Linked DNA regions of Mus musculus: region 1 is linked to region 2. The links are chromatin loops, found by intact Hi-C in ENCODE. Cell type or tissue: heart. All regions are shown on one strand. Each heading gives the region's core, and the rest is flanking DNA. Links, peaks and the distances in the headings are about the cores only. Region 1 holds the start of Farsb (phenylalanyl-tRNA synthetase, beta subunit). Region 2 has its middle 5.9 kb from the start of Acsl3.

Region 1 (7,342 bases), core at 1,397-5,396, 160 kb after region 2:
CATATACAATAATTTCATTTTCATATTATTTGTTGAAAAGTCTTTTCCTGTTAAAATTTCCACAGCACACATAGGCTGTGGTGGCATACGTCGTTGATCCTTGTTCTTGGGAGGCAGAGGCAGAAGGATCTCTGAGAGCTCCTGTCCTGCCTGGTTTATATAATTCCAGTCACACAGAGTAACTCTCTCTTTCTCAAAAAAGATCTCACAACATTATATGCATACATAATGTGTGCGTTTCCCCTGCTGCTGTGATGAAATACTCTGAAAACGCTACGTAAGGGAAACATATTTTAGTTTACTGCTCAAGGTACAGTCCTCAAAGAGGGACGTCAAGGCAGCAAGAGCTTGAAGCAGCTTCTCATACCACATCCCTAATCAAGAACTAGACAGGGATGAATTCTAGAATCCCCTGCCGAGGCAAGAGTCCCAACCATAATTATGATGCGTCCTTTCACATCACGATCAATATAATCCTTCAAAGGCATGCTCAGGGGCCCATCTCCCAGGTGGTCGGAGATTCTGTCAAGTTGAAAATTAACACTAACTACCACCACAGTCAACATTCTTTTGATTTATATTTTACTTTGGGGTGTTGGACATGAATCCAAAGATGTGATGCATGCTGGATAAACACCCTACCAGGAAGCTGAATCCCTGGCCTGCTACATGGCTTTTAATGTTCCTACTGGGTTGTATCGAAACACTTTAACCAAGCCATGTTAGATGTTTCAGCTGTTTCATTTTTTTTTCTATATTACAAAGAATGATACCAGTTTTTTCTTTAGAATAATTCCAAGACTGAGGTTTCATGATGAAAGAGAAAACATGCTTATGAAAGTTATTATCATTGCCAACTTGTCTGGATTTAGAACACCTAGAAGCTGGGGAGGTACACAGCTGGCTGTGTTTGTAAAGGCTGAGTCCAGAGAGGTAACGATCTGTCTTGCATGTAGGTGGCACCATTCTATGGGCTAGAGGCCTGGATGGAATGAAAACATGAAGGGGGAATGCTAAGGGTGCACCCACATTTCCAGCCCTGCTGCCTGGCCCTCTGAGATGTGAACTGCCTCTCCTTGCCTTGCCCACCGTGACCAACTGAATGAACCTTTTGAAAGGATGCCAAAAATAATTTTTTTCCCCTTGAATTATTTCCGTCGGGTGTTTTTGGTCACAGCAATGGGAAAAGTAACTGGAGAAGTAGGGTCACTGCTGTAACTAAACTTGACAATGTGGTTCTTTGGCCTTTGGAACTGGTTTCCAGGAGGGGTTTGGAAAATGACACCATAATTATTAAAAGAGCTTGGTGCTGGCATTGAAACAGACACTCTGGCAGTGGATCCAAATATATGTGGAAATTTAATATGTGATATTACAAACTGGATGGGGAAAAAAGCTTTTTAATAAATGGTATTGGCATTGCTGTTTGAAAATAAAATAAAACTGGCTTGTTCATTAGCTCCAAAAACCAAAACAAATCTCAAAAAAGATCTGAGATTTAAATGGAAAAGAATTCTACTGATGTACTCAAAAAGGAAAACATGGTTTTTAAAAAATGTGTGGAGGAAGATTTTTAAAAAATACAACCTAAACCCCAGAATCAATAGAAAAAATAATTTAAATTGGGCTGGAACTTTGTAAATCTCCATGGGGAAATAATCCTTAAAAGTAAAATATTAAGAACTATTTCTGGTTTACTCTCCAAATAGCATTATTTACTTTGTTTCCCACATCCATCTATAATTTCTTAAAACACGCCTATAGTGACATATCAGGGGAAACAAAGCGGCATTTTAAATCCTCTTATGAAGTATGAGAGTTAATGTTATGGTCAAATGCCTGAGTTAATAGATCCCTTAATAAGTAGCCAAATACTGTTAGTTGTATGTTTCTGAGAGATGAGCATTTGAGTTGGTGAACTCAGTAAGTGCCCACTTACTGGAATTTAGGGTCAGAAAGCTACACGTGGGACTTGCCATAAGTGGAAATTAGTGCAGTGGAAAACTTATTAAGAGTTATGATGGCCTAAGTCTAGCCTCAGTTCTGCTTCCTCAAGTGAAGGGTTCTCACTTCCTCAGTGTTGGTCCTTGCTTTATTTTCTCTTGAGGAAGCAATGTTTCTGCTATGCCTTACAGGTTAGGTGAGTCCCACAGTCCATGGCTGTTTTATCTTCCTGCTTTGATGTATTTGTTTTTTCATGGCTGCTGAAAGGAAGTACTACAAACTTTTGATTTCAAACAGAAACTTGAGTCTGGTGAGGTAACTTATATTCTTGTCTTTCAGGACACCTTAAAACTCTGAAAATTTCTGGCCATCCAGAGCTACAGGATGAGTTCCAGGACTGCTTCAGCTATAGAGTTGAGCCTTTATCTCAAATCATAAAGAATAATGAATGAGATGAAACAGAACTTTGTTATATTCAAGTTCTGGAGGCAAGAAACCCAAAAGCAATTTCACTGGCCCAAATCCAAGTGTTTTGGGGGCTGCTGAATAGGCTAGGAGAGATTTCCCTCCTTATCTCTTCCAGTTTCGAAGACTACTGACTTTATTTTTTTTAGTGACCTTACTGGAATCACTGCCTTCCGCTTATTGAGTCTACAGTCAATTGCATTTAGGGCCCATCCTAATAACCTAGGCTAAGTTCCATCTCAAAACCCTTAGCTTATTCCACATAGGCTCTGATACCACATAAAGTAGCATTTGCAGGCTACACGGGATTAAGTCCTGACATCTCAGTGGCCCATGATTTGACGTACTGTCCCTCAGAGTTATTCTAAGGAGCAAATCTGCTCGTGCACTTTTTAGGCTGAGTACAGCATCTGACAGAAAAGTCCTGCGGTCTCTAACAACGCCTACCCACAGGGCTGCTGCTGCGTTCGAACAAGGCTCGGGTATAAAATCTGTAGTTTCAAGAGGGTTAAAGGATTAAGTAAAAGCCCGGCAGTGGTGGCGCATGCCTTTAATCCCAGCACTAGGGAGGTACGGATCTCAAAAGTTCTCGGAGTTCAAAGCCAGCCTAGTCTATAGTGCGAGTTCCAGGACAGTCAAGGCGACAGAGAAACCTGTCTCAAAAAAGTAAAAAAATGTGGCCTGTTAACAGACCTTGCCATTAGTATTTGCATATTCTTCTTTGCAGGAAGTCTTGCATCCGTTTACCTTGCTTTTCAAATACCTCTGGGCGGACTTCTCTACCTGGAAGTCCTTCCCACCAATCTAGCGCTCCGCCTACCCAACTTGGCATCTTCCCTAGGGCTTTGGGAAGCATCCAGGCCTCTGAGGTCTGTTCTCACTCTTGCCTGTCAAAATAGAGATAATTCCACCCGATTACACCTATTTTCCAAACTTTTTGGTTATCGTCACAACAGAACTATGTTAAATAATCCAGAGAGAGGTGTTTTCCTATATTCGGCTGGAAAACGGATGTGCAAATGGTTGAATTTAGACAGGCATCACGTGAGACAGCCCAAGAGCGGAGCGTCGGGTCCTTCACTCTAGGGTCGCTGAGGCCCCGCATGTGGCGCAGGCGCAGTGTCCACGACTCGCCATGCCGACTGTCAGCGTAAAGCGAGACCTGCTCTTCCAAGCCCTGGGCCGGACCTACAGTGAGTGCCCGCCCCGTGGCTTGGGCTCGGTGCCTGGGGAAGTCTGCTCGCCCTGCAGAAGAACGTGCTGGCGGCGTTCATGCCGCTACGTGGGGTTTGGCCCGGCACGGCCAGAGTCCTCAGGGGCGCGCTGCTGGGCGAGGAGACTCGGCTGCGCTGAAGTAGCTTCTCGGAACCAGCTCCGCGGTGGCTCCGTTGCATCATCAGCGCGTGTCGGGCTCTCCGTGTCATTCATTTAGAGACCGAGCTCCAACTCCGTGCCCAGCACGGACTTTGGTGTCGGGACACAGACGAGGAAACGTACCCTGGGTTCCATCACAACTGTAGGCTGTGGAACCAGATTGACAGCGAAGGGGAGACGTTTAAGAAAGATGCGGGTCTCACTATGTAGCCCAGGCTGTTTTCGAACTGTCGGTCTTCTTGCCTCAGTTTCTGAGTGCTGGGATAACAAGCGTGTGCCACCAAGCCCGGCATTGGCTTTATTTTAGTGTTGACCAGGCTCCAGAAGTGTGTCAGGCAGTGTTTGGGAGTAGAGCTGTGCACATGACACATACATGAGAAAAATAACAAACCATGATGTTAGTAAAACGGTTTATTGGACATGCTAAATGTTTCTGGGAAAGGAAACCAGGTTTTGTGCAGGGGTAGCATTTGATAGTTAACATTGATTTGACCCCTAAATGGAATCACTTCTATGGGCTTAGCATTCATGACACACTTCCCTCTTTCTCAGTTCTAAAACTAAACCATTGTGGGGGGGGGGGGAAGGGAGGTAAATATTAGTCAAATTATCATTTCCAACACAGATGTAGTAAGTTGAAATGGTATCAGCCTCACCCTGTAGTTATCAGCTTCTATAAAGGTCAGAGCGAGTGTTTTATGAGAGCCTCCTTGTTTTTGAGTATTAGAGGCCAAAATTAGAGGACAAAATGGAGCAGGTTCATAACACCACAGTACTGATGTCGTACAAGTAAACTTTTAAGATTTTTTTTTCCTAAGGATGGACTTTAGATATTACTCACCCCCTGTGTTTGTCGGATTTTGTCGTTGTTCTTTTGGAGACAGAACCTTATTCTGAAGTCCAGGCTGACTCTAAACTTGTGGCAATCCTCCTGACTCAGTCTCCCAAGTGATACAATTATAGTTGTGACCAAGGCCTTAGAAACAGGAAATCGCTTTGCTTTTGGAATGTGGTTTTAATTTCCTAACCAGTTTCCCTTATATAGTAAGCTTATTAATATACCTCACTTGCCCTGTTACTCTAAATCATATTCTCTCTCCTGGTGGTCACTGTCTCTGAAGTTCATATGATGGTGTGTGGCAAGATGAACAACTTGGAATCAGTTCCTAGTCAGACCCTTATCTATGGAAAAGTACCAGATTGTCCAAATTTTAAAAGACAATGAGGCTTATGACCTGCTCGCAATCATCAGATAATGTTTTAATACATTCCCTGGCTGTTTCCTTTTCCTTCCACTTTAAAATGGTGAGTGATCCAACAAGCTTGGTTTCCCCACACCGACTGTGAACTGTAGGCTCTTTTGAAATTCTTTCATACCTATTGATGGTATTTAAGGTATACACCAGATGGGTTAGTACTAATCTTCATTGTTTCTCTTGCCTTCTTTCTTGAAATCTTTTTAAATGTCAGCTCAGTGGTGGTTGGAGTTGGAAAAGGCTATTCACCAGAACAGGTAGTTTCCAAATGAAGTGTGGGTGTCATTTGTTTTTTGTTTTTTTTTTTGTTTTTTTCCATTTTTGTTTGCCTCTTTCTCTTTTTTTGTGCTCTTACATGTCACCTTATTGAGCCCTCTAGGGCTGCTGCCCATCTGAACCCCACTGTCATTTCCAGCTGCCGTCACCTTCCATTTCTCTTGGCAGTTTTTGTTGCCCAGGGCATTTCCTTTCCCCTGTTGCCCTTGGCGCAGCTCTGTCTTCCTAATCCTCCTTGCGATTGCCTTTCTGTTCAGTTGTGTTCTTGTTACTTACTTTTTGTTTGTTCTTTGATATTCATTTTCTTGTGAACTGGTTTCTGATTGCTCTTCAGCCTGGGCCCTGTTCTAGCTTGGTACAGTAAGTACTGTCAGAGCCACCTGTGTGCCACACAGGTTTTTAGGTTTACCATTTTATTGTAGGGACTTATTCATGGTTTTACTTTTGCTTCTTTCTTTCATTTAAGTTTTAAAAATATAGCTTAAAGGAATAAGGAATAAGATTCAATATATTCTAGTAATGCATACAATTTGATTTATTGCCATTTGGCTGACAAGATTTTTGCATATTACAAAGTGAGTGTTTGCTACTTAGTTTCTGATGGTTAAGATTTGATATTTGGTGGTCCTGTATTTTACTCCAAGTTGCAGATCTGAAGTGGGGTCAAGAGCTCATTGGGGCTGGAGAATCTGCTTCTAAGTTGTTTCTTAAGTCATCACCATCTTTATTATTATTTAGACTTAAACCAATTTATATGTATTAGTGTTTTGCTTTGCATCAGATGCGTGTCTGGTGCCTGTGGAGGCCAGAAGAGGGCATCAGATGGCCTGGAACTTGAGTTACAGATGACTGTAAGCCACCACGTGGGTTCTGGGAATCAAACCTGGGTACTCTGCAGTAGTAACAAGTGTTCTCAATTGCTGAGCCATCTCTCCTCTGCTAAGTTTCCTTAAGCGGTTTCATTAAGCGGTTTTGTTTACCCACTGATGTTTTCCAGTTCCTTCTACCTTGGCTTTTGTTAATTTGTCCCAGAAGGAGAACTCTTGAGAGAGCAGGTAAACGGGAGCGCTTAAGTACTATCCTCTGTGTTTGATAATTGCTCAGACATGCTATTCCATCCTTTTCCATATTCTGTTGGTGACAGAGACCAATCCTGAGCTTGCATAAGGGAACTAGATAGACAGGTATCATTGGAATCAGTCTCTCCACACAGTCACCAAATGGTTCTTGTTCATCCACATGCAAAATATACTTGTCCTAGAAGTGTCATCTTAGAGCACCATCCACAGTGAGACATCTGAACCTGGTTCTGACGTGGATGAGCGTCTTAGGATGTTTAGCATCTTGTGATAGATGAGTGCTGTCCGAGTGCGGAGAGGCTCAAGCACTAGGATGGGTGTCTCCCATACATCTAAGATGCCATAGAGAGACATAGCCGGCCTAACTACTGGAGGAGCCATTGGTCCACTACAGTTCTGAAACTGAATGGCAACTGCAGGATGGTCTTGATTAGGTCTCAGGCCTGGGATAATTCTCCATGGCTCCGTGCCTGCCCTCTAGGCTCTGATTCCACCGTCTGAGTGGCCCCAGAAAGCATGTGCTTCACAGCTGATTACCTTCCTTATTCTACTTCCTGTCAATAGAGTTTTAGGGGCTCAAAGACTTCCTTTTGTCTTTCTTCCGCCCCTTTCAGTTCAAGTTGGCTATGTCTGCCGAAGTGTTTTTTTCTAAAAACTTTCTGGGTCTTTGGTGAATTTTTTGGTGGATTCCTTTATATTAGTTAAAAACCACAGACTCCAAAAACCTCTGAAATTAGCTGTTTCAGTACTTTAAGTTTTTTCATACAGTACTCTTAATTAAACTTTATTGTTTGATTAATTGGATTTGTGAGGCACACCCTTACTTTCTTTGTTACACCTTTTGTTTGAACGAATTGTGCCTTTGATCTGCCTGAAGGTTTTTCAGTCAGACATTGATTCTATCTCAGGCCTAGGATTTGGGCTCTGTCCAGAACTTACTTAATTTCA
Region 2 (7,342 bases), core at 1,191-5,190:
TTACGCAGTGAGTTGCAGGCCAGCTTAAACTCCAGAGTGAAACTCTGTCTCAGAATAACCAACCAAGACAAGGAAAGGAAAGGAAAGGAAAGGAAAGGAAAGGAAAGGAAAGGAAAGGAAAGGAAAGGAAAGGAAAGGCAAGGCAAGGCAAGGCAAAGCACATTTGCTTTTCTCTTAGAAAGGATTCAGTATGTGTTCAGAGTTTTGAGGGGTATTGAATTTTGATTACATTTCCCTTCTTTTTTGTAAAACTTCAAGTCAGAGACTATTAAGGGTCAACCACATGAAATCATGAACAGGAGTAGGCAGTCCCTTGTGCCCTTTTGGTGTGTTTCCAACTTACTGCAACAGTAAGGGGAATTGTCTATAATTGACATAAACATGTAATGGTCTATTTCCTGTGAAGGGGCATAGAAAGAGACTGTAACTATATCACAAAAACTACATTTCCCATTACGATAAGACAACAGAACCAGCTGATATTTAGAGTTTTAACAGGAATGTTTTTGTTTCATTTCCGGTGGGTGGGTGGGTATGAATATAGCACATGATGCTGTGTGAATGAAGGAGGCTCTGACTCCAAGGAGCAGAATAATCAACAAGAAGCAACTTTAAAATGTCACTTATAGCCTGGCATGAGAGCCCAAGTCTTTAAGCCCACGCTTGGGAGACAGGCAGATGATTCTGAGTTCAAAGACAGCCTAGTCTACGTAGCAAGTTCCAGGACAGCCAGGGTTATATGTACCCTGTTTCAAAAAAAAAAAAAACAAAAAAAAAAAACAAAAAACAAAAGAAAACCACTATTGTCTGACATAAAGAGACTTCAAAAGGCAGAGCAATAACAAATACAGGCAAACAATTGCAGCACTTCAGATTCCAAGGCAGGACTACTGCAAGGTCAAGCCAGCTTGCTCCACCTACAAGACCATTCTGGGTAACTTTAACTGTCTTAACACAACCAATCTCAACTGAGAAGCTGCCTCTACCTCTGACATACCTGAGGGGAGGTTTGGTTGTTAACTGATTCGGCAAGGGCTCAACCCACTGTGGGCAGCACCAACCTTAGTAAGAAAGCTAGCTGAGCCAGTATGTGAGCCAGCTAGCAAACAACATGCTCTTCATTACTGCTGTATTTCTTGGCTGTGAAGTAAGTTCCCTAGTTGGAGGTCCTGCTGTGTGCTATAGCAAGCAGTCCTGCCTTCAAGTTCCAGCTTTGACTATTATCAGTGATGAACTTGGAGTTGTAGGAGATCCTGTGAATCCTTAGCAACCTGGATGGTTCCTATCTTCTCTGTAACTTCTTTTTTTTTTTCTTAAAGATTTATTTATTATTATACATAAGTACACTGTCTTCAGACACACCAGAAGAGGGTGTCAGACCTCATTACAGATGGTTGTGAGCCACCATGTGGTTACTGAGATTTGAACTCAGGACCTTTGGAAGAGCAGTCAGTGCTTTTACCCTCTGAGCCATCTCTCCAGCCCCTCTGTAACTTCTTAATCTACAGTCTATTTCATATAAGTAAGGAGCCCAGTATTCAGACAGTTACAGTTAACGCCCCACCATAGTTGAGTTTCTTATTAAAGACCTTCTGAGGTGGTCACGGCAGTGAATACCTGTAATTCTAGCACTTGGAAGGCAGAAGGAGGAAGATCAGAAGTTTGAGGTCAGTTTCAACTACACAGCAAGTTATAGGCCAACCTGATCTACAAGAGACTCTATCTCAAAAAATAATCTTTTCTAGACTGCATTTGATATATTTGATTAAAGAAGAGAAGTCATAAATATACAGCAAACTTATGTCTATGTTATGACTGCCTGTAACTAAGTTTAAAATTAAAAGTGGCTTGTGGGGGGGGGGGGGGACACCTAAAAGGAGTCCCAGATTCATAACTCATGACCAGAACCAGAGAATCACAAGAAACCTAAGACATATCTTCCGTCCTGGTTTTTCATCCTCAGTGAGCAATATCATACTCAGAGTTATACAGTAGCTGCACTGGAGAGAGAGGACCAGTATATCTTCACTGTGGGGTGGGGGGAGGTAACAGAAACTTACAATAGAGATCCACTGTCCAGTAACCCCCTTAGAGGCTTCTCTCCCCCAGCTTTACCTTAAGTCTCATTAACTAGAATATCATCACATTTAAGGAAAATGGGAAATATAAACACACAATGCCAACTCAAATAAAAATCAAGGTTTGTTCCTAGCCACAAAGGCGAAAATATCTATCGGGCAAGCAATTGAGTCTCTGCTCTGCTGTCTTCGGAAATGCTTAGTCTAGCAATAGTTCATGTCCTTCATTTAGAGCAGTATGTTTGTTTGTTTGTTTCCTTTGATTTAAAAATTGTGACAATAGATAATAACTTTTTCATAGTTTTCTAATTACATAATTATAGTTGATCAAAGTATGGACTCATCGATGGCCGAGTGGCAGCAGTTGGTCTGTATGCACATAAAGCCAGGAAGCAGAGAGAAATAAGTCCCATTGGTTCTGCTGGCTTTCTCTATCTTATTCAGTCAGATGGCGCCCGAGGAGTGGTGCTCCCCATGTTTAACCTCATCCCAGAACTCAAGGCAGAAGCAGGTGGATCTCTGTGAGTTCCAGGACAGCCTGCTGTACAGAGCAATCTCCAGGACAGCCAGGGCTACACAGAGAAACCCTGTCTTGAAAGAAGAAAAAGAAGAGGAGGAGGAGGAGGAGGAGGAGGAGGAGAGGAGGAAGAAGACTAGGAAGGTGAGGAAGAAAATGAGAAAGAAAAGGAAGAGAGGAAGGGAGGGAAGGAGAAAGGGGAGGGAAAAGGAAAGAGGCAAGGGGAAAGGTAGAAGGGAGGGAAAAGGGGAGGGGAGGGGAAAGGGAGGGGGAGGAAAGAAAGAAGAAAAAAGGGTAAGGAAACAATGGCTGAAGTTGTAACTCAGTAGAATGCTTGCCTTGTAGACACAAAATGCTGGGTCCAATAAACCAAATGTGGTTGTTATCACACTTGTACTCCCAGCATCCAGGAGATGCAGGGAAAAAATATCAAAATCAAGGATGCTAAGTGAGTTTCAGGGCAGCCTAGGATACAAGAGACCCTGTCACAGAAAAATATACAAGTAGTAAGCAAGATAATAAATATCCTGGATGTGGTAGCTCACACCTACCTATAATCCCAGAATTGAGGCAGTAAGGCCAATGACTGCCTCAAGGCTTGACGAGGTGTGAGACCCTGTCACAAAACAAGACCATTAACCATAATGACAGTGCTCACTGAAATATGAATAAGATAACTAAGAGGGCATAGAAACAATTTCAGATGCACAGGTCCGGAAATACAGGTTATATTAAAGCCTAATAAAACCTGACTCATTTATGGCAGGAAAAAAAAAGTTCCTGAAACTTTAGAGTGCCTTCTGGATTCTGGGGTCTAGTTCTTGTCACCTATACACATGGGTATTTTGAGGAATCTTTACCAACTTGCAAAGTTCATACAAGCAACAAGAAACGCACACGTTTAATCGCACTACAATGGAGCTTTAGACCAGTGGATCTCTGTTAGTTCAAGGCTACAGAGTGAGACCCTGTTGCAAAAAGCAAAACAAAACAAAAACAAACAAGCAAAAAGAAAAAGAAACAAACAAAAGAAACGTAGTTTCTGTGATCTAAAGTTTCCGCTAGATTTCAGCATTTAAGGCAATGAACTTGAACAAGCCAAATGAAACCTTCATGCAAAACAGGACTTCTCCCATGTTGTTTCTCAGGTTGTTGATTTATGGGTTAGGCCACTTTAGGCTAAAGGGAAGAGAAATGCAAATTGCACTTGCAACAGCAACTGGAGTTTATTAGCTTATAAAATTAAAGGCCCCAGGAGTATATCCACCCTCAGAGTCATCTTGATAAAGATATCAAAAGCCAGGTGTGGCGACACACATGATGCCAGCAGGTCATATGATTCCAGCATCGTAACGGAGGAGGCAGGGGGATCAGGAGGTCCTTTGCTGTATAACGAGTCCCAGGTCAGCTTGATAGCAATGCATCAAAAACAAACAAACAAACAAAAGAGACATCTGAACGACTGATGTCATCACTGACCAAGCCAGCTTCCTTGGTGCTGGTTTTTGCTCCACTCTCAGGTTCCCATGACAGCAGATGGCAAGAAGCCTTTCCTGCCTCCCATCCCACTGGAACATGAGTCTCTTCTCCAAAATCTAATTTGGTTTTGTGGGGTTATGTGTCTCCCCTTACCCAGTCTTTCTATCCATCCATGGCTGATGAAACACTCCATTTTGCCTCCTAGGATGGAGTTCTGCAGTTTATACCCCTAAAATCCAGAAGAAATACATTAGGAGAGATGGTACAACTTGCTACAAGAAACTCAGAGTATGCTACTAGCAAAAGGAGAGAGAACAAAATATCAGATGCTCCTGCCTGGAGCTTTGTTTCTTCTAGTCTGCTCTGTTATATTTCTCCCTGGTTCTACAAGGAGCTTTTGGAGAGCCAGAATCACGCTGCCTTCCTTTACAAATCCCCAGAATCTACCCAAGGCGCTGTAGGTACAACGTCAACATCCAGTCATCTCAGTACATATCTACTGAATTCAGCTATGGATACTGAACAGATGATATGCATGTCCTTGGAGAAGTACCACATGTTGATGCTAAAATGGATAGGTCACATTTCAACACGTTTTATATTAAACTGTTTTATTCCGGGTTCAATGGGAAGACAGTTCCTTGTGTGGCCCAGCTTCAGGTTTCAGTTATTTCTTCTGTGATGTTTATCTTTTTTTTTTGTCCACAATAAATGCATTCTCTTATTTTTTTTTCATTTTTTTTTTTTACAAACATGGACCATAGCCCACATTTAAGTGGTTACTTTTTTAAGTCCTTGAGCTCGTAGTGCTGAGAGCGTGATGTAAAACTATATCATCCTCACCTGGGAGCTCACAAGAAATGCAGAATCGCAGGCCCTCCAGGCCTACTCCAGTGAGATCCACAAAACGTTCATGTGATCAATACGTAGCCGCTTACCTAGATGAATAGTATTTACTGGAGGTACAAGAGAAGCCCAATATAGAGTCTAAGGTTTTCTGGTCACACTAAAACATAAGAAGAAAAAAAAAATTAAGTTAATTTAACAATTTACTTTGCACAAGCTATTCTTAAGTTTTAAAACCAAAATTTTAAAATATTAATGCTGGGTATGTTGATACATGCCTTTAATTCAAGCAGATCTATCCCTAGTGACCTCCTTCTGCTGGACAGGTCCCTAAAGTTGCCACATGGCCTTTCTAAGCATGGCCACTTGCCAAGGGAAAGGCATCAAAACACAAGTTTTATGTGTGGGGGGGGGGGCAGGGAGAGTGGGTCCATCTCAGATTTAATGAATATGACTGGCTTGCTTCCTTTTTTTTTTTTAAATTTCTTTTAAGTGTGTGTGTTTGGTTGAATGTGTGTGTGTGTGTGTGTATGTGTGTGTGTGTGTGTGTGTGTGTATCTCTTTTTGTAGCACAGCCCCTCCTCATTCTGCCTGTCTCTGGAGGACTTTTTAAGCCACCAATTTTGTTAACCACACAGATCATAGAAATAAATATAGACACACACACACACACACACACACCCATGACAATCAGATTGTTTCTTTCCAGCTTTTGCCAGGAATATTGTGTCAAAGGGTGGTGACATCATCCAAAGAGGACCAACCAGAGTTCATCCCTGGTGTTGACTTCTGTATCTTGTCAAGGACAGGGACTTGGAACCACATGGGCCTGAAGTTCAGAGTCCATTGCAAAGCCTCTCGGAAGTCAACCATTGGGGCCAGCACACAGAGATGAGAGCCTAGAAAAGAGGTGATCGTGGGGATCCCTAAATGTAGTATTGGGGCCAACACCTACCCCATTCTCCCACCAAATAAGGCAATATAGTAAAGTATGCATGTTTGCTTAGGCTGCCTTTGGCTCCTTCGCAACTCAGGCTTCCTTACCCACAAACAGGAAGATGGAAAAAAGGATTTAAAATTAAAATTCATCTCAGCTTAAGAAGGTGGCTTGTTGCTATGGTGAAATAGGAGCTAGGCTTACTAAACAAACATTCAGCCTGGCACTATGCTGGTTCCTGAATGGACTGTATTCTATCGTCCCATCTCTGCAAGCAGGAATCATATTTCAAGGGTTTCTTTGTTCCTTCTCTAGGACACTGAAGATCAGGTTTCTAGGCAAATACCGCAGAGAATAGAGTGGGAGGTAGACAGATCTTCTTACTAAGTCACTTTCTCTCTTTCTCTGCCCCTGTTGACTCCGGGGAAGTTACAAAATTTCCACCCATTACTCTCCCAGTACAAGTGTTAGGATGGAAATATGGCGTTCACTTGTTAAATCAATGACACTACTGCCATCTTCTTTTATTAGCTATCTCCATGAAGTCTTTTCCTGACTTACAGAAAGCATTAAGCCTTTGATAGACTTATTCTTCCTCAGGAAGGGTCTCCTGAAGATTCAGGATGGCCTTGAATTTGCACATATGGGAGGATAACCCTGAACTTCGGGAGTTCTTCGGAACCTGGGAAGAAATGAAATTACAGGCCTGTTCCAGTTCATCCGGTTTTCTATGGTGCTGGGAACCCAGCTGAGGGCTCTGTGCATGCTGGGCAAGCACTTTACCAACTAAGTGACATCGCCAGCTTACTAGGTACCCTCTCATGTCCCTGCAGACAGTGAGTGGTAGAGCCTGGACCTGCCTCCAGGCCTGATTCCCTGATTCTGGGTTTCCTTTGCAGCAGGTCCCTGTTTTCAGAGTTTCCAGAGAACAGAGTGGTACTGTCTGTTATCCTAGTGGCTCTCACCACACCAAAGTCCACATGCTCAATGGCCTCACAGTGGATTCAGCTTTCCTTTTAAAAAAAAAAAAAAAAGATTTATTTGTTTATTTGTTTGTTTGTTTGTTTTATGTATATGAGTACACTGTAGCTGTACAGATGGTTGTGAGCCTTCATCTGGTTGTTGGGAATTGAATTTAGGACCTCTGCTCCATCCAGTCAACCCCACTCGTTCTGGTTCCCTCAGTCCTTGCTCACTCACAAAAGATTTATTTATTATTAAATAAGTACACTGTAGCTGTCTTCAGACATACCAGAAGAGGGTGTCAGATCTCATTATGGGTGGTTGTGAGCCACCATGTCGTTGCTGGGATTTGAACTCAGGGCCTTTGGAAGAGCAGTCAGTGCTCTTACCCACTGACTGAGTCATCTCGCCAGCCTAGATTCAGCTTTCCTTAAGTTTCAGTGTCAAGAGTCATACTAACAAGTAATCAGATGGAGCCACAGTCAAATGAAAATCCAAACATGGGAAGAAAATTGAAAAAAA

What was found. Hi-C counts contacts between places; a loop is a spot of excess contacts. Peaks named below come from ENCODE experiments on the same cell type or tissue, not always from the same donor. Only the 100,000 strongest peaks of a DNase experiment are listed, where the experiment ranks them.
Region 1: it touches region 2 in a loop (2.8-fold over the local background); 1 of 42 quality-filtered maps calls a loop at or near these places.

The regions. Positions count from the first base shown.
Region 1 is chr1:78,485,045-78,492,386 of GRCm38, reverse strand. It overlaps Farsb (phenylalanyl-tRNA synthetase, beta subunit), which reads left to right and starts at 3,490. Exons shown (of 17, transcript NM_011811.4): 1 at 3,490-3,602. The coding sequence starts at 3,545. In heart, for the core only: no CTCF peak of the experiment used is centred there; DNase peaks (open chromatin) are centred at 3,246 and 3,526; H3K4me3 peaks cover 2,271 bases; H3K27ac peaks cover 1,745 bases.
Region 2 is chr1:78,648,247-78,655,588 of GRCm38, reverse strand. No RefSeq gene overlaps it. Among named protein-coding and RNA genes, the nearest start is that of Acsl3, 5.9 kb to the left of the region's middle. In heart, for the core only: no CTCF peak of the experiment used is centred there; no DNase peak of the experiment used is centred there.